Regions from separate parts of the Mus musculus genome. Here regions 1 and 2 are each linked to region 3. Evidence: chromatin loops called from intact Hi-C (ENCODE). Cell type or tissue: heart. All regions are shown on one strand.

The links. A loop is a pair of places that touch in the nucleus more often than their neighbours do. Peaks named below come from ENCODE experiments on the same cell type or tissue, not always from the same donor. Only the 100,000 strongest peaks of a DNase experiment are listed, where the experiment ranks them.
Region 1: a loop joins it to region 3, with 3 times the contacts of the local background. A loop is called at or near these places in 3 of 42 quality-filtered maps.
Region 2: it touches region 3 in a loop (3.0-fold over the local background); 4 of 42 quality-filtered maps call a loop at or near these places.

What each region holds. Positions count from the first base shown.
Region 1 is chr3:105,721,362-105,729,361 of GRCm38, reverse strand. It overlaps Rap1a (RAS-related protein 1a), which reads left to right. Exons shown (of 8, transcript NM_145541.5): 8 at 398-2,102. Among named protein-coding and RNA genes, the nearest start is that of Inka2, 21 kb to the right of the region's middle. In heart, a CTCF peak has its summit at 3,073 (motif pointing right); a DNase peak (open chromatin) is centred at 6,651.
Region 2 is chr3:106,543,554-106,551,553 of GRCm38, reverse strand. Cept1 (choline/ethanolaminephosphotransferase 1) reads left to right here and starts at 3,752. Exons shown (of 9, transcript NM_133869.4): 1 at 3,752-3,874. Dram2 (DNA-damage regulated autophagy modulator 2) reads right to left here and starts at 3,756. Exons shown (of 9, transcript NM_026013.3): 1 at 3,634-3,756. In heart, a CTCF peak has its summit at 3,803; DNase peaks (open chromatin) are centred at 3,133 and 3,773; H3K4me3 peaks cover 2,796 bases; H3K27ac peaks cover 2,205 bases.
Region 3 is chr3:105,956,367-105,964,366 of GRCm38, reverse strand. Atp5pb (ATP synthase peripheral stalk-membrane subunit b) reads left to right here and starts at 5,104. Exons shown (of 7, transcript NM_009725.5): 1 at 5,104-5,219; 2 at 5,469-5,505. The coding sequence starts at 5,180. It overlaps Wdr77 (WD repeat domain 77), which reads right to left and starts at 4,869. Exons shown (of 10, transcript NM_027432.3): 1 at 4,669-4,869; 2 at 4,229-4,414; 3 at 2,609-2,750; 4 at 2,303-2,352. The coding sequence starts at 4,783. In heart, CTCF peaks have their summits at 3,463 (motif pointing right) and 6,910; a DNase peak (open chromatin) is centred at 5,026; H3K4me3 peaks cover 3,380 bases; H3K27ac peaks cover 2,345 bases.

The sequences.
Region 1 (8,000 bases), 240 kb after region 3:
TTATATAGGGTGTTAGATAAAATGTGAAATACTGAGTGTAATAAAAGCAGGGCAGACAAAAATTGACTACTAACTGACTACTAATTCTGTCTTTTATATTTGACTTTGAACTTTTGGGACAGTCTGTGTACTTCAAACTGTAATCAAGGTCAGACTTAAACTCCTGACCCTCATGCCACTATGCCCAGCTTATGTTTGAGCATGTTTAATGGGAAAGTCAGATAGCTCTTCTACTGAAGTAGCTTAATGGACTTCAGTTCCTTAGGAATGAATGTTCAGTGCTGTCATCCCTCCTGTCATTAGATAGCTCTTTATTGATATTGATATTGATATTGATATTGATATTGATATTGAGAGAACCCTAGCTCTATGTGTCTGTGTCTCTTCAATGTTCCAGATTACAGAAATGAAGAACTGTTGCCTAATTGGAAAGTGCCAGCATTCCAGACTTCAAAAACGAAATCTGAAGAGGCTTCTCCTGTTTTATATATTATGTGAAGAATTTAGATCTTATATTGGTTTGCACAAGTTCCCTGGAGACAAAGTTGCTCTGTGTATATCTCTTGGAAATAAGACATAGTATTTCTCCTTTGCAATAGCAGTTATAACAGATGTGAAATAAGATACTTGACTCTAATACAATTATACAGAAGAGCATGGATGCATTTCAAATGTTAGATGTACTACTATAATCAAATGATTTCATATTGACGTTTTTATCATGACTCCTCCCTGTCAAGCACTAAAAAATTGAACCATCATACTTTATATCTGTAATGATATAGATTATGAAATCTCCTCTCAAACTCATTGCAGCAGATAACTTTTTTGAGTCATTGACTTCATTTTATATTTAAAATTATGAAAATATCATCTGTCATTATATTCTAATTAAAATTGTTTGTGCATAATGCTTTGGAAAAATGGGTCTTTTATAGGGAAAAACTGGGATAACTGATTTCTATGGCTTTCAAAGCTAGAATATATAATATACTAAACCAACTCTAATATTGCTTCTTGTGTTTTACTGTCAGATTAAATTACAGCTTTTATGGATGATTAAATTTTAGTACATTTTCATTTGGTTTGTGTCTTTTTGTTATTGTTTATTGACATAGTCCTTTATTTTATAATGACCACATTGTTTAGAGTGCAGCAGTAGCTCTTCCTTTCTGCCTGGATTCAGCAGAACACTTGGCTTTAAACTACCCTAACTGGTGATCTCTCTAGGAACAGACCTCGCACTCCTGCTCTAGATAGAGTTATTCCTACTATACAGTAAGATGCACCATGTGACATAGAATAGTTTTATATATACTCTCTTGACCTTAAAGATTGTATCATATTGAATAAAGTATCCCACTCTGTATTATTTTTATATGTAAAAAGATAAGTTCAATACTGTATTACCAGGGTTTGACTTTGACTATCGCAAATCCTACATACACAGTTTGTAACTTCATCCAGGGAATCCTTGCCATTGTTAATTTGTTGGTGTGTGTCCACCAATGAAGTGTTAAATGAAAATTTTCAAACTTGCTCTCTAGTAGATGGAAGAACTTGAGGGAAGTGGTTGCAAGTCAGAACACAAAAAGGGACGTGTGACTTGACTGTATGAGCAGTGTAGAGGAATGCTGTGAAGATGGATACAGCAGCTTGCTGGCTGTACAGAGGTGCTTTTCTTTTCCTTCCCAGTTGCATTTTACAAAGGTGGGGCATATGTAGGACATGGAGCCAGGGCGATACTGCTGTATGTTCTCCATGAAGAAAGAGAAAGCAAATGGCCTGTTGGCCAGGTGCATACAGGAGAAGAAAGCAGATTGCAAGCTTAGGAAACCCTGTGCCTTGTCCCTGAAAATCAAGGAGACCAGTCCTAGAAAGTAAATCTTTGCTCAGGGATCTAGATATGGTCTCATTGCAACTAGGTGTGAAGGTGTTCATGCCTTGCTGAGATATGCCAGGTGTGTGGACAGCCCTTTAGTTACCAAGTCAGCTTTCAAATGTAAGATCCAACCAACCTGAAGAAATGTCAAAAAGTACTGTTTGAAACATTGGAAATTGTATTCTTTTGATATTCTAATAAACTTAGCTACTTAACATTTCCCTTCTCTTTATCCAGTTATACATGTCTGTGACTAAGAGGCAAAACCTTAAGCTAAACTAAAATGCAAGTAGAAGGATAGGGTCCATTTGTCCCAGAAAGAGGAGCTGGGCTCTTTGATTGTGGTTGTCTTTTAAGGGAGGTCTTGTTATACCACTCAGGCTGGCTTCAAACTTCTGGGTTCAGGTGAATCTCCTGCCTCAGTGTCTCAAGTAGCTAGGATTACAGGAATATATCACTGTGTGACCAATTAGGGACATACCATATTTTAAGGACTTCTGAAGTCATTATGCTTTGAAATACTTCTCACACATTTCTTTGGACTTAAAAATCATGGACAGACAGACCTCTCACAAACCAGCTAAAATATCTAAATACGTTATATCACGTGGGTTGTGTAGATATTTGTTAAATTAAAATAGTCTCACCAGTAACACAGACTGATTTTATCAGTTTCCTTTGACACATCTTACACTCCTCCCTTGGGTTAAAGGTAAAACAAAAACAAAAACAAAAAAAAAAACAAAAAAACACCCTTTTGACATTGAAGGATATTCAAGCCAGAGGGATGCAGTGTTATCCAAGGGAAATTTGTACTTGCTGAGCAACATGTAAAGGTGTCCTGTTAAGAGAGAGGGCTATATTTTTATAGTGTCTTTATGTGAACTCCTTGGTCTTGGGAAGGGCAACTGAAGGCAAGATGTATTTTCATAGCCAAGACATGGAGAGTTTCTAGGGTATTAATTTGAATCTCATGATGCATATCTATGAACAAATTACGTAGTAGTGTTTATGGCTATTTCAAGTATAATAGCTTTGATTTTGTGAATAACAATTTAATTTAAAGGAAGCTTGATGCTACAATTGGTAGGTTTTTAATTTTCCCAACTAGACCACAAGCAACTTTAATGACTTGATGCCTCCAATCTAATTTTATAATTAACAGTAAATGCAAGTGCATCACCTTACCCTCCACCAGGGGGAGCTTCGGTATCATATGATGCTTCTACCAGCATTTCCTTACAAAGACTCATGGAGTTTACAACTTAATTAGGCAAAAAATAGACACAAAATTTTGGGAAGGTATGAATACCATTAACTTAATGCACTGTAGCCACTTTAGTATGTATTTTTCTTAATGTTTGGAGAAACAGTGGCTGCTAGCATGTGACTGCCATCTCCCCACAGCTCTGAACTCACCTTGGTCTGCCATCCTCATCTGCCATCATCAGAGAACTCCTTTTACTCCTCAATAAGACCGTCTCCTTTTCCGAAGTTGTGATGTTCTTTTTTGTCTACTTGACTAAAACAAGTGATTTGGAGTCATTTTTCTCTCCTTAAGAATCGTAATAAAACATTCTGCATGCCTTGAGTCCAGTCACTTTAAAATAGCTACCCTGTGTACCCTCACAGGTCAACAAATGTTTGTCAGTCATATGTCTGAGTTTTGGTTAGGGACCAAGGGTCAGAAAGAGAAACAGTGAGTACTGTATTCCTTTCCTGACCGATACTCTTAGGATGTTAGTCAACAACATGTCTCTTATAAATTATGTGTTGAAATTAGCTTGTGAAGAAGCTCTCTCATAATTTAGAGGAGGAAAATTACACTTTTATTTGGGTCTTTGCTTATTTACGGTGCTAAATATAGAGTGAAGTGGCCCCACAACCATCCACACCAAGCATCAAAAGACACTTTGGTTTGCTCATCCAGACTCTGGAAAGAGCAAATGAATGTGAGCAGTGAGCGTGTCTGCCTACCCAGCTAGTAGCATTAATGCTACTCAGTATAAACAGATGTTCTTACAGATACAGTGTGGCACTTAGGTTGGTCTTGGGTTTCTCTTCCTGAAGTTTTGCCTTGAATCTATTGACTGTGCAGTCCTCTTAACTTTATCATGTTTAAATGTTCTTGTAAGAACAGCTAGAGACTTTGAACTGACTGCCTAGTTCTTTTTTGGGAAGGCAACATGGATCCTGTTTTCCAGATATTAACAGCCTTCAAAGGAAACTTGAGAGTTGCAAGTGCTTTGGGCTTGTTAAGAAGCAGACAACTATAGCTCTAGGCCCAACTGCTAATTGCTTGAGCAAGAGACTGGCTGTTCCCATAAAAGAAAATTTTTAATAAACCTTCCCATTTAAACAGTTGTGTGGCTCTTACATTGAACTGATGTTTTCAGTAATTTTCTTTAATCTTACCTATGTTCAAATTTTTACACTACAGTTGGAGTGCATACAAAGCAGAAAAACATGATCTTTTTTTTAGATATTTATTTTTATTTGATGTGCATTGGTGTTTTGCCCCCATGTATGTTTGAAGGTGCTAGAATTGGAGGGGCAGACAGTGAGTTGTGAGTTGTAGTGTGGGTGCTGAGAATTGAACTCAGGACCTCTGGAAGAGCAACCAGAGCTCTTAACTGCTGAGCCATCTCTTCAGCCCCCGTACATGATCTTTATATGCCTATCAACAGTTACTATATTTGTACTGTCTGAATTCATGGTATACAACAACATACGCCAGTTCCTCCACGTGTAGACTTTTAATCTTTAGGAAATGGCCAAAGATTGTGCTGGGGAATTGAGTGAGAGAGTACCCCCAAGTGCTTTCTGTGCAAACATAGGGACTTGAGTTCAGATTTCTAGCACTCACACACACATATAAAAGGTAAGGCCTAGTGATAACTGTAATCCCAACACTGGGAAGTGAAGACAGATGTGCCCAGGAACTCACTGTCCATTAAGTCTAGCCAGACAGTGAGCTCCAGGTTCAATGAGAGACCCTGTCTTAATGCAAAGTAGAGAGCAATAGATGTAGACACTCAACATTGACCTCGGGCCTACAAAAGCATATGCAAGGTACATGCACTTACACATTTGAATATGGTACACACACCACACATACAGATAGATGAAACTGCTGAAAACCCCATGTGTTTATTACAGTGAATGCTGTAAAACTTGTACAGAGGGCAACAGGAATGAGGGTGGAAGATGTATATGTCCTTGTGTTGGTTATATGAGCAAGGACTGAAAATGTGAGCCCATGCAACTGCATTGGAGAAAGAAAGGCCTTCCTTCACATTGGGAAAGGTTATGACGAGGTCACCGTGGCTGGAGGAGAGTGAACACGAGTAAGAATACTGTAGATAATAGAATTAGGTAGGCTGAATGTAGACAGGGAAAATCAGTATTAGTCTGTGTGGTATTCATGGGAAGAATTTTACAAAAGGTACAACATAGAATCAATAATATGTCATCAAAACCACAGTTGTGGGCTGGGGGGATGGCTCAGTACATAAGAGCACTTGTTGCTCTCGAAGAAGTCCCAGAACCCAAAATGGCAGCTCACAGCCATCTAACTCTAGGTCCTGGGGTACTGACCCTTTTCTGGTTTCATGGGCACTGCACTGCACATATGTGGTGAACATATATATACATAAAGATAAAACACTCATATATATGCAGCATTTATTCTTTATGAACATCTGCTCCTGACATCTTGGTTCTCAAAGATGTCAGAGAAGATTAAGGAGAATAAGCTCTTGCCCTTAGTTCTGTGTTAGCTGACATGATTGTCCTCCTCAGGTTAGCACAGGCAGGACACTCTGTAACTGCTAACTCTCCCTCTCTGCCCTTACACTACAGGTGAGGCAGCAACCCCTCTGGCTGTCTAGGGTTGCGCTGAATCAGTTTTTAGTCATGTCAAGTAGGTACTAGCTTCTTCATTAACATCCCATTGCCATGCCCTTCCTTGTGGGTGGGAAATCCACGGGCCACAGCTATTAATGCAATTCCTGGCCAACTTGCCTAAGCATCACTGAGATCTTCCTCTCCAGCTGGATGGGCTATAGTTTGAAGGGACATCTGTTAAGGGAGTGCTAGCCATTCAGCCTTCCCAATTTGAAAAGTAGGACTTGGAGCCGTGGAGGTGGGGCCTGCCTGGCCCTTGTGCACTGTGCAGAGCTAAAAGAATCGTGAAGACACTATTTGATCCTATACTCCCATCAGAGTCCTAAGGCCTGTACCAAGAGCTCTGGAGTTCTTTGGACCCCTGAAACCAGTGTTGAAAAACTAACCAGTTTCTGGAATCAGAGTTTACTAATTTGATGCTTGCAACCTCAAGAGAGAGTCTGAACAATCGCTTCACTCAGTTTAGCCTAAGGCTCTGTGGTGATGACCAAGGTCCTTGGACCAGTGGTGGATCTGACTTGAACATGAACATGGTCTGAGGTGGCCAGGGAGCTGGTACACAGGGGTTCTGATGCTTTTCTTTCTTCATTTGGAAGAAATTTTGTTGCTTTTTTATCCCCAAAGTACTTGATAACAGGCCTATGGAGAAGGTGGCACCGTGGCAGTGAGGGTCTAGTGTAAGTAAGCCAGCCCAGTGAGTCAATCCCAGCACTCGTGCACACACACACACGCACACACACACTCCATCTGTGTAAGTTTCTGATGACCACCCCTCTCCCTCAACTTCCAGACAAGTGCCTGTGTACCTTTTGCCTTTCTGGCAAGCAGGGCCTGGTGGGGAGACAATGCCTGGAGTGTAGCCAGAGGTGGGACTGGAGGTAGAGAAGGCACTCACCACCCAACTCTCAATTTCCTTCCCCGCTACACTGCTCACCCACCCCTCCCTTAATAGTCACACTAAGGGGAGGAGGATCTAGCAGGCTTGGTGTTCTGGAACATCAGAGCATGACAATTTAGGGAACATCCTGGGGTAGGAAGGTCTGGGGCCAGATATTGATATAAAAAAAAGCGTGTCCACGAAGGTGATCCAGGTCAGGAAGAGTGGAGGAAAGAGGCTAGGCAAGAAGGGGACTTCTTCAGTAACTACTGAGAGAAAAGTAGCTAATCACCTGAAAGGCCTGAGCTGCCCAATGACAACAGAAGGTGAGGTCGATTCCACAGCCAGCCAGAATTAAAAGCCAAGCAGTGGACCAGGGACAGTTCTGTACAACAGCTTGACGAGGGGCCTGTATACTGTTTCCTGCTCTGACAATAACTGGTCATGGCTCCCCTCTTTTCTGGGGACTAGACTTCGGTGTTGTGAAATGCAGGGGCAGGGGTCGACTAAGAAAGGCTTGGCCACTGGCTGTTCCTAAACAGGATAAACTAAAGGTGGGCTCAGCTCAGAGCTCCCTGGGAGGTGGAGATCACACAGGCAGCAGCCCTGTGCTCAGTACTGGAGGCAGAAAGACTGAGTACTCACTAGCTTGGAGGTGGTCACAGGTCTGGAGGAGAAGTGAGAGTATGTGCAGAAGCAGAAGTGACTCACCAACCCAAGTAAGTACTGGGGGTTAAGTCAAGGCACAGATGAGACCTACGGGAGGGCTCTCAAGCTGGGGAAATAAAAGGCAGTCAGAGCAGAACTGAACTTGTTGGGACAGCACAGGCAGACCCAAAACTTGGAACAGCTTGAGGTACTTTGGTGGGTAAAGTGAGTGAAATGCCAGAAACAAGGTCAGTCAGGCCAGTTGGGAGTCTACTTGAGCTCTCTGACACTTGGGACAGACAGGAAGACAGAATCAAGACAGATCCCACACACAACTGGTACCCTTACAAAGCCCCAACTTTGGATGAGGACATCTTCCCCCCTTTGAACTGGCAGCAATTCCAGATGGGTGCCCAAACTACCCTGCCTGGCCAGAAGAGGGGAGACACAGTGTTGGAAGGAGTTAAAAAAATGAACAGAAGTACAGAACACTGACTCCTGTTGTCCCTGCATAGGGTAGAGTCCAGTCAGGGATCCTGCTTGAGGAGATGCAGAGAAAAGGAAAACTTAAGATTGTCAAGATCCCCTGTGAGAGCTATGGGGCACACTGATTGGAGGCCTCTGACCAGCACAGGGATGCTTTCAGGGAACCGTAGGGCTGGTGAGGAGAGAGGACACCAGTGGGAG
Region 2 (8,000 bases), 590 kb before region 3:
TTTCATAGAAAATGTGTTTGGCATTTAAAAAGTTAACATGACCTATTCAGCATTTAGGTGTTTAGGTAAAAGGTATGCTTGAAACATTCTGCTCATCCCACTACTAGTAGGAGAGCCTCCTCTCCATTTTACTGCTTTTTACTTCTAAATCCTTAATATCCAAAATGCAGCAGAGGGCTGGAAGGATAGTTCAGTGTAACCCAGAGCCTATGTAAATAAAAGTCAGGTGGGACAGAGTGCCTGTAACCCTAACACTGAGGAGGAAGAGACAGGAGCATGCCTGAGGTTCACTAGTCAGCCTCCTCTACATTGCAAATTCCAGGCCACTGAGGCATTCTATCTTTTGGAAAGGTATATGACACATAATTTCCTCTGTTCTCAACAACCACAGGCATACATATACATCAGCACTTACAGAAAGACACTCAGACACAGACACACAGACATGCACACACAGACAGACAGACACACAGCAGAAAGACTATCTTCTCCATACAACAACTCCTAAGCTCTTTGCATGGAGAAGTAAGCAGTTCCTGAGAAAACTGGATTTGCACAGCTCTTCACTTCTATAGTATGAACATTTAGGAAGGTAAGTGAACTGAATGAGAGAGATGCTACTTCACCAACTGCAAACACAGGAACTCACCCATTTTCACTCAGTAATTATTGAGTAAACAAAAAGCTGACACCAATCATCTTAACTCCAGTAATGGGTTGGATTTTCATTTCAGTAAGCGGTATTATCATTTTCCTCAGATTCTTGGACATTATAGTAACTCTTGCAGAGCAGGCTCTCTCCCCACAATGCTCACATGCTACCACCAAATGATGGCAGTCCTATTTCTGTAAGTCATTCCTTCCTCCCTTCTACTCACTGTATAGTGTAACCATTCTTGTTTAGATTCTCCATTCCTGGTTGAACTGCTTTTCTTCCCCTCCATCCATTCAATCTGCATTTCCAAATTAACAAGTATTCCCCTCCGCAAAATCTTCTTAAAAGTAAAGCTGCGGGATCTTGGGCAAGCTTCAGAATTTATCTGAGCTAGTTCTTCCTTTGAAAAATGCAAATATCGTCAAAAGTTGTACCACACAGTAGTTACTAGAAAGGTACAGTTATTTAAATTAATATATAATAAAATTTCAAATTTCAGTCCTATATTGTAGTCACCACTATCCAAATGCTCAGACCCAGGCTAGTGGCTAGCAACTAGACAAAGTACGGGACATGTTTTTATCATGGAAAAGTCCAGCAGACTCTGCTAGAGAGTTGTTATAGAAGTTAGAGTGACAGCAAGGAAAGACCCTAACATACTGGTGATATACAGTTAATAGTAGTCTTTAATATTATCTGATATTTTTAGATTACATTCAATTTTTTGTTTTATATGTATGGGAGGTAAGGATAGGGGTAGGGGTAGAATGGGGGTTGGGGTGGAGTTAGAGGTGGGTGTATACATGCCCAGGAATCAGTTTTCTCTTTCCACTACATGTGTCCCAGGAAATGAACTCAGGCCATCAGCATTGCTAGTAAATATCTCACATGCTGAGCCATCTCACATATTTTAAGCCATCTAAAAGAATAGCTGTTTCAGTGAGGTTTATTCAAATACTGAGATAACAGATGTTAGGTTCCTTCCTAAGGTGGTCTTTTCATAAGGTGAGAGAGAAACTGTTCTCAAAATGTCAATTTTCACAACTGCCCAAACCGGTTCCCTTTTCAAATCCTGAAATCTATATACAAAGATGATACATTATCATTTCAAACACATGATTTTAAGCAGCACACAAATACTAGCCAATGAACCAACAGTGTCTGTGGCCTGAACACTAGAATGCAGCACTGTGAGCAAAATGTTTCCTTTAAGGACCTAATGCTTGAGATCTTTTATAATAGTGATCTATCAGCGGTAATTTTTAAAAAAAGTTTTAATTGTAGGAAGTCAATTTTCTTATTGTTTGGCACAGCATTTCCCTAACCCCTGGATGTTATCTTTTTTTAAAAAAATCCATAATTAACACTTTCTAATTATTGAGTTTCAGGCAAATTTCAAATTTCTGGGATGTAGTATTCTATGTGAAATATAAGTATAAAATACTATAACAATTCATAAATTGCAGTCATAACTACCCATACATGGCTGCATATAATTTTTTTGAGGTATTAAATACTTGTATGTGTTTAGGCTTTGAAGATTCTAGCTGTTTAAACTGACTGCTTAGAAGCAAGGCAGGGCTTAAAATATTGTTAAGAGTCTTTCGGAGACAAGTGAGAAACCAAAGTAGACAGGAAGAGTAACATGGAAGACTAACAACTGTCCAGTGCCTTCCCCTCCAAAAAGGAAACGTGAGAGCAGTCTCAGACCAACAGGATTACGAGTGTAATGTTTAACTATTTTATGGGTCAAAGCATTCAAGAACCCTTTTAAAGAGTGTTTGCATAGCAAACAAGAGGCCTTAAGTTCAATTTCCAGAACCAAAAAAGAAAGCTTTAAGATGACTTAAAAATATATAAGAAAACTTCACACAACAGTAAGGATATTTAACAAATTTTTTTGCATCTCTTACCCATCTCCTCTGCTTACTTTGAAGCTCCATGAGTCAGAAATCCAGTTACATTTTTTATTTTCATAAGCATTTAAAAGCCACTGGTAATAAAAAGAACCTTTTTAATGTTGTCTCTTCTAAGTGGTAATAACTAAAGAATAACAAAAGTGTAAACTCTGGATGTTCCAAGTGAATGAACAGGTGGCCCCAGGTTTTTTTCAGAGGCGAATAGAAATATCAGGCCACAAACAAAGCATAACAAGGACTATTTTCCTAAATTCTAATATGGCCTCTTGACAAATGTAACATTTTCCAATGGCTAATCTCAAAGCATCTAGTTTCACTGCCAATAAATTAAAATTTGATAACGCAGCCCCGATAGATTAAAAAAATGTTGCATTCGGTATGTAAATTAAAATTGGGAAAGCTGGAAAACTTATTCCTGTCTCAGTGCTTTACAAAGGAAAGCAGCTGTTAGGATTCCCAGGACTTGTGATTTCCTTTCAACTAGGGACCACTCCCTTTGAAACACAATCATGGGGTGGAGACAGAGCTCTGTGTAAACACAAGGTCACCACTGGTCTCAGTTTTGAACTTCCTCAGCCCCAACCAAGTAGAAATAAGGGCACAGGGATGACAAAGGGTATTAGGGCAAAGGTTTCCTTAGTTGATTCAACAAAAGCAACCCCTTGCACACACACTCCTAAGTCTTGTAGTACAAGAGTTTCACTGTCCCTGGCACCAGAAAAATATAAGGGACACCATGCTTGGCACGACGCATCGCTTGGGATGAAGTGGTGGTAGAGGTACTAAAGAAGAGAAAAAGTAGGACGCGGAGACCTCAGCCTAGTTGTCATCTCCCGTGATTCGTGGGTTCCCGGAGCTGGCTCGCGACTCTAGTCGTGGGTGTCACGAAGTTCACGGAACCAGGTGAAGCTACCGAGGTTCGCGTGGCTCGCGCGCCCGTGGGACCAAGGGGGCTCGCGTTGTGCCCTCGCTCTTGGCTTGCGAACCACACTTCGACACAGCACCCAAGTAGAAAACCTGCCGAGCGCCAGGCCAGGCACTTTTCCCCCTCCCACTCACCTTCTTTCCTGTCCCCGACCAGCCAGCTCCAGCCTCAAAGTGCAGAACAGGCCCACTGTAGGAGCCTGGGCGGAGCCCCGGGGCGCGCTCCCGAGTAGCTCGGAGGCGCGCCTCAACCTTTTCTGAGTCCCCCCTCTTTACGGCAATCGTGAAAGTGTCGTGAACGTGCTGCCGCCTATCAGTCACTCAGTCGCCTGGAGTCGGAGTTGCTATTTCTAGGCTTGTGCTTGTTGGGTTCGGGGTAAGGCTGCGGGGGCCCGGCCTAGGGAAGGGGCGGGGATGTTGCGGACGTGGCGGGGCGGTTTTGTCCCGGGAGGAGCGGAGCGAGGGCCGGAGGCTCTGGGCTAGACAGAACTGGGTAGCTGCGGACGGACTAGCTGAAGGGGAACGCCGTCCTTGCTGGCGCTGGGTGGCCTCGCGCGCGGGGTTGTGGGCACGGCGAGGGGCGACGGCCAGTCCCGAAGGCTCCGGAGTCGGAGGTGGAGGGGCGCCTGCGCGGTATGCGAGCCGTGGTCGTGGGAGGGAGCACCCCAGGCTAACCCCCGGTGAGCCGAGGGCTGGGGCGCTGGCTTCGCGGAACCGACCTTGTCTGGCGGGTCCACACCCTCCTGGCCCGGTGTTGCCAAGTCCAAGAACCGTGCAGCATCCTGTGCGGTCTTTGCTGTCCTTTTGGGAGGCGGTTAGTGATGTTTCCTGGCTCGGGCCACGCTTCTTGTTGGGCAACTTTTCTAGAAATTTCAACCCATATTGACAGGCTCAGAGATTGCCAGCTAGAGTTTTATTTCAGTCGCGTTCTTAGAAGGAGATTGCTGGGGTTTTTGCCTGTGTTCCCAGGAATGCTTGGCTGAACCTCAAGCTTTACATTTTACCGAGTTTGAGTTTTCCAGTTTGATGCTTGGCATTTTGATACCAGTTTTTACCAATGTTGTATCATTGCTGTTGAATATATGGCATTGCTAAAACTCTAACTCACCAGGCAACGTCTATTGCAGCAGGAGGCAAATTCATAGTCAGTTTTCAACGAGTATAGGAACTTTGTAAGTTGTTAGAATATTTCCTTTCTACTTTACAACTGTCAGGAATGTGTTCAGAATGTGTGTTGAATTGACTGGCTCAAACACAAGGAAACTGTATAAGACATTTGGAGCATTACCAATTTAAAACTATTGGCATTCGATGAGATTTGAAGCTTCAAAATCATTTTGCTACATATTTAGCCTATGCTGAGAATAACTGAAGTCCCTGTACAGCTGGTCATAAAGACACAACCCTTCCTTTTAAGAAACGAAGTAGGTAAATCTGACTCTCACATTACCAATTACATTTTATTGCATAGCACTTTCTTTTCTAAACTACATTTTGCTTTCTTCTTCTTCTTCTTCTTCTTCTTCTTCTTCTTCTTCTTCTTCTTCTTCTTTTCTTCTTTTCTTCTTTTTTTTATGGTTGGTTGGGTTTTTTTTCTAGACAAAGTTTCACTATGTATCCTTGGCTGTTCTGGTACTTGCTGTGTAGACCAGATCCGCACCAACTCAGGGATCCCCCTGCTTCTCTCTACCTTCTTAGTGCTGGAATCACAGGTGTGCACCACCACCCAGCTATATTTTGCTCTTTAAACTGGCTAGAAATGCTGGTGGTGCTCATTTTGAGGGCCATGCAGTGCTGTTTTTAAGAGAATATAAAAAAGAATACAGCTCTAGGCTTTTGGTCCCTCCTCCTCTGAAGTTATTTCCCCCTTTAAGGAACACACAATTTCACTTCAGCAAAACACCAGATCTAAGCAGTACTGTCTGCTTCTGAGTACAGAAAAGCCCCCCTGCCCCCAGACAAACATGTTTTATGTATCATTTGTTAAATAATGCTGAACTTATTCCTATGATCCTATTAATTTATTTATTTTTCTTTCTCTTGTTTTTCTTTCTCTTTTCTTCTATGGTCCCTTCCCTAATAGTCTCAGCCATTAGTATTTTACTTTAAGTAATGGCAGAGGTCAGAAAGCTGTATACCACTGAATCCCACTGAAATGCTTGTAAACATACTGTTGAATCAGTGCTGATAAAAACCTGGAACCCTTGTACATGGGTGGGGATCATGGGGGTGGGGCAGAAGGGAAGTTCTAGAATTTCACACAAGTTGGATATTGTGTAAGTTTACTTTATGGTCTGCTCAGCAGTTGAGTTTTCTGTTTCTGTTTTTGTTTTAAATGTGATACTTATCAGATGCCCCCTCCCACCCCGTCCATGACAGGACTAAAGTGGGTCAGACACTGTTACCCTGTGTTTTTCATGGGAGACTTGAAAACTTACAAATTGATGGATTTTAGTAAATTTATTCATTAACCATTGTTTCTTTGTCAAGCATATATCCATGCCTAATGGAAAAATGCTTTTGTCAGAAAATGACCCCTCTATGCCTCCAAAAAGTTATTTATACGATAACTTGGTTGAGGACGAGACTCATTCACCCCCACTCACACACCCTTTTGCATTTCCTGAGAACGTAGACTGCTATATCTTTCTAGGTCTAGAACAACCAAGTGCTCATTAAATACTAGAAGAATCATACTCAATAAATACTGATTTTCTTTTTCATGTCAACGGTGGTATGAGACTGTGGGGAAAAGAATGTTAACAAGACAGGAATGGGCCTACGGTCATGGAACTTAAGGAGCACTGTTGAGGGTAAAGACAAAATAAAGCCCTACAAACAAAACCTTCAAAGTCAGATAAGCGTTACAGGAAAGTAGAGCACTAGGGTCAGGTTGTAGCAGGAGGGAGGGTGTTTACTGAGTACAAGTGGAAAGGCTACCACAGCGGTCAATATTGTAAACTGAATTTCCACAGGCAGCCAATTTTTTTTTCAGTTTAAAATTACTTTCATAATTATGAAAGCCTGTTCTCAGTTAACAGGCTGTACTCTAGAATTGTAGGCTTTGTTACAAGCTCATTGGGAATTTTCCATTCAATCTAAGTAAAACTCGATGCTTAACCTCAGCCTGTGAACCCCTGCGTTCAGTGATGCTTCTCACTTCCTTTTCCTATCTGATGTACTTTTGTTCTACCTTTGTGATTTCCTAGGTACCCGAATAAGGCACACTTTACTGTCCCATTCTCTGCTTCTTGGACTATTCTTTATCCTGCTCTTACTACCGCGTTTACTCTTTTCTTCTGAAATGGGTAGAAAAGTTTGATGACTTCCACCCCTATTCAAAATGCATTCTTTCAACTCTTTTCTGTCTCAGCACTTTATTTTCTGTATAGTGTGTGTCATGCCGTGGTGTGATGTTACTGCTTGCTCACTGGGCTTTAGTACCTGCTGGGTGTGGGAACCTGACCATGCCTGTCTTGTATAGTAGGCACATTTGACACTTAGAACTTTCCTTTCATAAACAGTACCTTGACTCGTGTGTTTCTAGGCAATCAGCAATAACTTTTACTTTGCTGGGTTATTTTTAACTTTTATTTTTTTATGATTTTAATTTCTTCTGTAGTAAGGAACGATTTTCTGCCTACCTTGTTGGACATAGGCCTGACCACACACAATATTTGTAATGTCTTCCAAACTTCCATTCTCACACTCTTTATTCTTCCTCTTCTAAGCTCCCATTTGCTGCTCCTTTGGTGTACGTTAGCTTTCCTTTGGTAAAATTCAGATACCCATGGTCTGTAGTTGTTTTCCCATTAGCACTGGGTGCTCTCCCATGGGGTTGAAGAAGGAAAGGTGGAGATGACCTGGAACAGTGTCAGCAACTTCTGACTGTTGGCATAGGTTGAAAGTAAAGCAGTCATCAGTGTGTCTGGGATACTTGCGCCTGAATTCACATTTACAGTGCTGTTACTGGAAGCTGTACAGAGAGACAAAGTTGCTAGATTGAAATGTTCAAAAAACTCATTACCTTTTAAAAATGTATGGTTGACATAATGGCTAGGTCAGAAACAAATTCTCAACAATGTATTTTTCTAATGAACCCATAAAAGGTTAAGAGAAATTAGGTCATGAGGGGAAAATCTTAAAAGGAAAGTATCAGTTTGTCAGCTCGTCCTGCCAAATACTTAAACTTAAAACCATTAGGATCAGCTGCTTGTAGCTATCAGCTAAAATAGGCTAGTGCCCTCTGTGTACTGCCTTTAACAAAATAACAAACAATGTGAGGATGGAACAGATTGAGCCAACACAATAAAAATGGAACCAGCTCAACTTTTATTTCTCTTTCAAGAGGAATTCCATAAGAGCTGACTATAGAATGTCAAATATTAAAAAAAAAAAGTACCATCCAGTTTAGTTATAGAGAAATTGGCTACTATAGCCATACATGATGACACTATAATACTACTACTCAAAATATTAAAAAACGTATCATCCAGTTTAGT
Region 3 (8,000 bases):
TTGACAGGCTATAAACTGCAACAATCACAGTAAAAGTTAATAGTTATAAAACCAGAAAAAGCTAGCAGAAATGAAGAAGTGGTAAAGACAATCTGATTATAGGCTTAAGAAGAAGAGGAAGGGAGTTTGCAGTATAGACGTGAGACGTGAGGCTTGCTGACTCTAGAACAATGTCCATATTCACAGAACACATACCTCTAAGCACGACACACCTGAGAGTTCTGGTGTTTTCTGATGTGCTTTCCCATCACACGCCTCCCACCCTATAGGCTGAGCTCATTCATACCTCCCTTCCAGCCCAGGTCTTCCATGCCAGTGTTGGAAGCCTGAAAACCTAAGGCGCTCAAACTAAGAGCCAAAGAGCAAAGGGACAGCTGCAAGAACTCAGTGAATAGAATGTAGCTGTCTCAGGCATCCCACACATACCAGTGTGGCTCCGTGGTTGCCTCTTTGTTTCTAACAGTGAAAACTGAAAAACAAAACAATTGTTTCTCTAAGGACATAACCAACTGGCTTGTATGTATTAACAAACCAAGTTGGACTTTTTTCTAAAACAAAGTGAAATCTAATGCTGCTAACAGTAAAAGTAAATTGGTTTTTGTCATTGTTTGTAAACAGTTTCTATAAATAGGTTACAGACTTTAAAAAAGACATATGCTTAGAAAAAATAATATGCCAATAAATGATATGCTAAAAAAGTTAACTTCTTGGCAACTACCTACCTTTTAATAAAATATTCATTAAATGTATGTGTGGCTGGGCAGAAATTCACCTGCCTCTACCTCCCAAGTGCTGGAATTAAAGGCATGCACCACCACTGCCGGGCCATTTAAATCTTTTTGTTAACAACTTTAAAATGGGCAAGCTTTAAATTCTTTTGGGCAGTCTATATCCAATGAATGAATGAATGTCACCAATTAGCTAGAGACTGAAGGAATCACTGATGTCATTTAGTCAGCCCTTGCAGAGTAGCCAGAATGGTTCTGCCTTTAGGACTAAGTCAACCTCGATCCTCCTCTCACTCTAGTACCCATCTTCATGAACTCAAAATTCATAAAGAATTGCTACCAAACTAAATTCAACTCCTAAGCAAAGCCGAAAGGACAATAAAGTGATGAAAGCCCCAGACAGACATTTTATAGAAGTGAACATTCAAGAGTGAGATTCAAAAGTCTTGGGCAGGAGATGGCTCAATCAGTGAAGTACTTTCCACACCAGCATGAAGACCTGAATTCAACCACAGAACTATTATTATTTAAAAAAAAGAAAGAAAGAAAACCAAGCACGGTAGCTCGTGCTTGTAATCCCAGCACTGCAGAGACAGAGACAAGTGAATCCTTGTGGCTCCCTGGCTCCATGTCCTAGTCAGAGAATCAGTCTCAAAAAACAAAGTAGACATCTTCAAAGCTGACCTCTGGCCTCCACACACATGCACATCCTCCCCCCCCAACACACACACAAGTCTCGGTCTGAGAAGAGCAAGGCTCTACTGTCTAGATTAAGCTGCTGCACAGCTTACTGTCATAAGGCTTGAATGCTGACAAGAAAGTAGGATCTTGATCTGCAGGCTACAAGAAAGCAATGAAGAACCAAGAGTCACAGACTGCAGGTGAAGATGTGAGTGTGACTCTATTGCTAAAGCCCGACGGGCCATGGAAGGTAAGATATGGACAGGAAGGACTAATCAAATGAGACCCAACAGAACCTGACGAACCTGAGGGTAAGAGGATGGATGGAGGCTATCAGCCCACTTCAGTTTAATGGGGATGGCTCCCACAGGATCGTCTATTTAAAATGTCTGGCTCCCATTGGTGGACTACTTAGGAAGAATTTTGAGGTGTGGCCAAGTGTACTGGAGATGGACTACGAGGTTTCAAAAGCCCACACCAAGCCAGTCTTGCTATCTTTCTGCCACATGCTTGTGAATTAGAATGTAAGCTCTTAGCTACTGCTCCAGCACCAGGCTCTGCCTACTGGCCCACGCTCCTTGCTGTGACAGTCAAAAAACCCTCTGAAACTCTAAGCAAGCCCTCAAATAAATGTTTTTTCCTTGATCATGGTGTTGTTTCACAGCAAGAGAACAGAACTAAGACACCCACTTAGTCAAAAGGCTGTGAGACTATCAACCGAAACGGGAGCACAAAGAAATGGACAGGAAGCAGATAATGGAACCTGACTGTAGTTTTGGGGTAAGGAAAGACCAATCAAAAGAACCCAGACTGGCTACTACTGTTACCCAAACACTGTTCAAATATCCCAAAGGGGAAAGAAAAGATAACTATAGGCAGGACTCAACACTTACCTCGGTATGAATTCAGTGATACCTGCTGAGCCAGGTCCCAAATTTTGATGCTACAATGCAAAAAAAAAATAGGAATATTAACTTGCAGTATCAACATTAAAATATACCCATACAACATGTCCCACTTCTGTTTCCTAGACTCCTGCTGTTTTATTTACAATGCACTACCAAGTCTCTTAGGAAACAGACATGCCATTACTCACTAGACTAAAAACAGCCCAAAGCATTTTACATAATGAAATTAACAGGATAGATGGGATATCCACAGGAAGTCTAGATATAGAAATAATGAAAACAGGGACTCACCAGCAGTCTTTGCTACCACTGACAGCTTGTGTGCCAGAGCTCAGGACAGTGACAGTAGACACAATGTCATCATGCTCATACTTGCAGAACTTGCTGACTATAAGTGTCTCGTTCTCATCTAGCTCCCACAATTCAACAGCACCTGTTGGGGACAGAGCGGGGTGAGGTGCAGACAAGGGAAGCATGAGCCTGGGTTGTACCAAGGCAGGAACTCCTGCCTAGGACTCAAGCAAGAATTGCTACTGAGCCAACTGTAAAAGCAAAGTCCACGTCACTAACGGCTTAGCTGACTTCCAGGCCGTTTGGTTTTGTTACCCTACTGCTTTCCTAACAGGCCAGATGCCTATGAGGAAAACTCCTGGAGATAGGGAAATAAGATGTAAAATCAATTCTAGTGCTTCCAGAAAGCAGGTCCTAAGCAATCGGTTCCCAGAGAGCCTTATTTAGATAACAGTTCAGTGACGATGTCTCTTCCCAGGTATGCAGACACTAGTAAATATTTGCTTACATAAAATGTCTTGAAATACTTCTAAGATTTATATTATATATATGATCACACTGTCACTGACAAACCAGAAGAGGCCATCTGATCCAATTACAAATGGTTGTAAACCACCATGTGGTTGCTGGGATGTGAACTCATGAGCTCTGGAAGAGCAGCCACTCACTGTCTTGAAATATTCTAATTTCAACTGTCAGTCTCATTCACTAACATTCTACTTTTCAATTGCCATGTTCTACCTAACACTTAAGAATGTTTGTATGTGAGAGAGATGTTCTGATTTTAAGCGCACAGGTGTTTTGCTTTCATCTATGTCTATTCATCAAGTGCATGCAGTGCCCATGGAGGCCAAAAGATGGCACTGGCTTCCCTAAGACTGTAGTTACAAGGTTGTTAGTGGAATGTGGGTGCTGGGTGTCCAACTTGGGTCCTCTGAAAAAGTAGTTAACACTTATCACCACTGGATCATCTCTCCAGACCCAAAATAAATCTATTTTAATCTTTGAGACAGGGTTTTCCCTACTTCCCTACGTACCTATGGCTGGCCTGGAACTGGATATGGAGAACAGGCCGGCCTCCAACTCACAGAGCTCTGCCTGCGGCTGCTGGGATTACAGGCAGCACCTATACCCAGCTTCCACCAACTTATATAAATTCTGACTTTCTTTAATCTGCTTAATTCTGAGAACTCCATACACGCATACAATGTAGTCTGACTATATTCATCCCTAGCTTGTCCAACATTTACCCTCCATCACCTACCAACTTCATTTCTTTGTCTTTTTTAATGCCAAAGCCTACATTTCTCAGCCTGACACTCAAAGAAAGGTGGGATTAAGGACTGTCCAGTGACAGAGCAGTTGCCTAGCAAGGTGAGTCAATTCACAGCACATAGCAAACACAACAGCAAAAGAAAACAGGAGGCTAGGCACGGTGGCACACGTCTTTAATTACAGCACAGAGGAAGACTTCTGTGAGTTCAAGGCCAGCCTGGTCTACTTAGTTTCTGGGACAGCCAAGCCAATAAGGTAAACAACCCTGCTTCTAAATAATAAAACACCTTTTCCCATCCTACCCTGTACCCAACTCTTCAATTCCAGGGGAGGGGGATCACTCACCTGAATCAGAAGCCACTAGGATACCTTTGTCCCCCACCCAAGTGAGGTCAGCTACTCCAGCCTCGGTCTGGACGCCAGCAGAGCAGAAACCTTCGTTGGGGGCCGCACTAGGATCCTTGAAAAACCACAGAGAACCTACCCAGCAGCGACCACTCAGGCTGGAGACCCCGAGCAGAAGGGAACCATCTACGGTGGGGAGAGCAAAGTTATAAGGTGTCAGATGGAAGGCCTTGTTTCTATGGTAACCTCACAGAACCCCGTGGCGGGACCAGTCTGAATCTGAGATCGGATTTGTGGAGCTGAGCTGGGGCAGGGCCAGGACGCCAGGTATGGCCGAGGAGGGCCACACGGCGCTGGGAGGACTCGAGAGGGTCAGCACCGGGAGAGGGCACCCGAGACTGGGGGTAAAGGGGCTTCCAGGCCCCGGGATCTCGGCTCACCAGACCGGTACCGTGCAGCCTCCAATTGACGTTCCATGCATGCGGGCGCATTGGGGGGCAGGTTCCACTCGCGGGCCGCCGGGGGCACGAGCGGAGGAGGGGTGTCCTTCCGCATCTCCACGATTCCAAATCTAACCTAGACCCAGACTCGACGAGAGACCCTGACTCGGCGCCGGAGGGACCGCACACGTGGTGTACCTCTGCGCAACCGCCCCTCTCCGAGGGAATTCGCTCTACTTCTCGCGAGAATTGTGTCTACCCTTCCAGCCTGCTTTTCCGTCTCCTGTCCCCGCAGCGGGATTTTGTTTGTTTCCCTCCCTCAGCCCCACCCATTTTTTCTCCTCTTCTCGCGATAGTGGGGAGGGGGCGGGGAAAAAGCCGAGAACTTCCGAGAAAAAGCGAGCTGATCTCTTCTCGCGAGATGTGCGAGCGGCCATCTTGCTCCTGCCCCTGACAGGCTCGGGTCGGGGTCACAGGGACACGGAGCCCGCTGTCCCGCTCTTCGCAGACAATGCTGTCCCGGGTGGTGCTTTCTGCTGCCGCCACAGCGGGTGAGAGACGTAGAGCCTAGGTTAGCGTAGCAGGGTGACTAGGAAGAAGCCAGGCCGGGGAGGCGGGAAGCGGGTAGAGGACGGACTGCGGCGTTTGGGCCCGAGCTCACCCACGGGAGCGATCTGGAGAGCTCCCGGGCCGCCCAGCATCTCAGGGCGCGGCAGAGACGGATGCCAGGGCCGACACCCGGGAAGGTAGAAACGCGATTTCTCCTTGACTTTGCTAACCTCCGTCTTGTGTATTTCCAGCCCCGTGTCTGAAGAACGCGGCCGCCCTAGGTCCAGGGTGAGTGTCACCACGTCTTATTCTCTTTCCATTTCCTAGCGTCAAGCCAAAAATTGCTGTTTTCCTTCACGTTAGCCAGCTTGCATACTCATTCGGACGTTTGTTCTTCTAATTGCCTTGAACATGATCCTGTTCCTTCCTCTGACAAACACCAAAGAGAGGCTCACCCCTCGTTGTGACCTTCAGCGACACACAACCAAGTTACTGGCTTACTTACCCCCAAGGACAGATCTGGTTAAATACAGCAAAATAAAACCTATTGTTTTGGGTGTCTTCCAGATTTCCATCTTTTATTAACCATATCAGGAGGCCGAAAACACATATGGCTTCGTAAATGCTTGTGTTGATGATCACATAATGTGACAGTGGATAACTTTGTGGAGATCACAGTAACAACCCTAGTCCTAGAGACAGCTACACAGTAGCTCCATCCTCTAATCCGTCAGTAAGACTCAACTCGTGAGGATGCTTTGAGTCTGACTACTTTCACTACCATTGTTACAGCATGAAGCCGCTGCCCACAGTTCTGAAATGGACAATTTCACTAGGCTTTCAGTCTTAACATCTGTTTTTATCCCAATACAGTCCATTCTCAATGTAGCAGAGAGATCTTGGCAGTTCCCCCCACTTAAAACCCTTCAGAGCTCATATCCCTATTGCAATAAAATCTAAACATAGCAAAACCAAGAAAACCTGAATTAACCTCATCTGTGTCTTGGGTCTTTTTTTATGTACTGTTAATGCCAGCCCTGCTTTCTCCAAAGAATGTCAAACTCTTTTTTTTTTTTTTAATAATTTTATTTTTGTGTGCGTGTGTGCTTGCAGAGGCAGAGAAAAAGGTATTAGATCTGCAGCTGGAGTTAGAGGTTGCTGTGGGCAGCCCAGCATAGGTTCTGGGAACCAAATCTGGTCCTGTGAAGAGCAGTAAGCACTCTTGACCGTCTTTCAGCTTTAAGCTCTTTGGTTGTCATTCACCTTGTGGCTTGAGAGATGTGAGTATAGGTGAGGCATTAAGGAAAGATGAATGTAGAAAATTTGCAGGGGCTGGGTTAGCCCGTGCTGTTACTTGTTTTCTGTGGACAGAGGAGAGCCTGCTGAAGAGTTTTCAAGTCAGATCACGATTTAGAAGCATTGGCAGTAATATGAAAGAGCTATATTTAAGGAATATTTGACAAGAAGAGCCATCAGGTTTGGAGTTGTTAAAATAGTTTTAAGAAAATGAAAATAAAGGCTTCAACTGAGATGGTAGTTAAAAGTTCTAAAAATTCTCTCATGGTATGATCTAAACCAGTAGGATTCAGCCTTTAGCTGATTTTCCAGGTGACATTTGACAGTGTCTGAAAATGTTTTTGGTTGCTACCATTCAGCAGCTACAGGGATACTTCTAAACATGCACAGAAGAGCCATCTATCTGCAGCAAAGAACTATGCAGGCCAAATGTTAATCAGGTTGGAGCTGAGAAACCCTAATTTATATGAAAGGATCTCTACCATGGTTCTTCAGTTTCGAAGCTTGGTGGGGTCACTGATGTTTTAGAGGCATAAGGTGATACTCAGAAGGAGGACATAGGACTGAGAGAGTAGCTCAGTGATAGGAAATCCTGTAAAACTCTTAAAGTGCATGGAGTATAGAGATGTAGAGAGTAAAGGACATGTGAGATAGGAAGTGGGGAAGAATCACCCTCAGAACCTTAAGGAGACCTACCTTTGACTACAAATGTGAATGAAAAGCAAAGACTTTATCAGAAGCCTAATCAGACATCAGCCTGCTGTAATTACTCAAAAGAATACACCATAGACTGTTTTAATACAAATAATGTACAAGTCTATTATGCTGGTATAATATAATAGTTCAAGCTTAGAAGTGGAAGAGCAAGATCTAATAGTTATTTAAAAAACAAACACAAAATACTACTTGGAATTTAGAGCTCACCATCTCCCTTCCCCATATAACAATAAAAATGTGGAAAGGTTTTTGTCAGGCAGGCAGAATTGTGAGGGAACTTGAGTGTTTACTACAGATGTATATGACTGTTAACCTTGGAGCAAAAAAATAGGAACAAATGAGTTGAGGTTCCCAAGATTTATATACAGCTCAAAGATTAAACATAATCAGAATTACTGCAAACTGAGAAGACCTGTTTCACATAGAGTGAGCAGTCCTACATCAAAGGGACTATTTTGAATCAAGGTTCTTAATATCAGGTTGCTTATAGTAGTGTTGGCATTTAGGTTGGCATTCATGTGGAACCTACTATAGGACAGACACTTAAAAATGTTACATAAATTAACAGACTTCACAATGGCCTGTAAAGAAATCTGACATTACACAAACTTGAGTTCTAGGGGCTTGTGAGATGGCTTAGGGTAAGATGTCTGCCACTAAACCTGACAGGTATACTTGAATTCTGTTCCCAGACCCATGTGCTGGTAGAAGAGAAACAACTCCCACAAGTTGTCCTCTGACCTTCTCGTGTGGCAGTGTCCATGCAAATA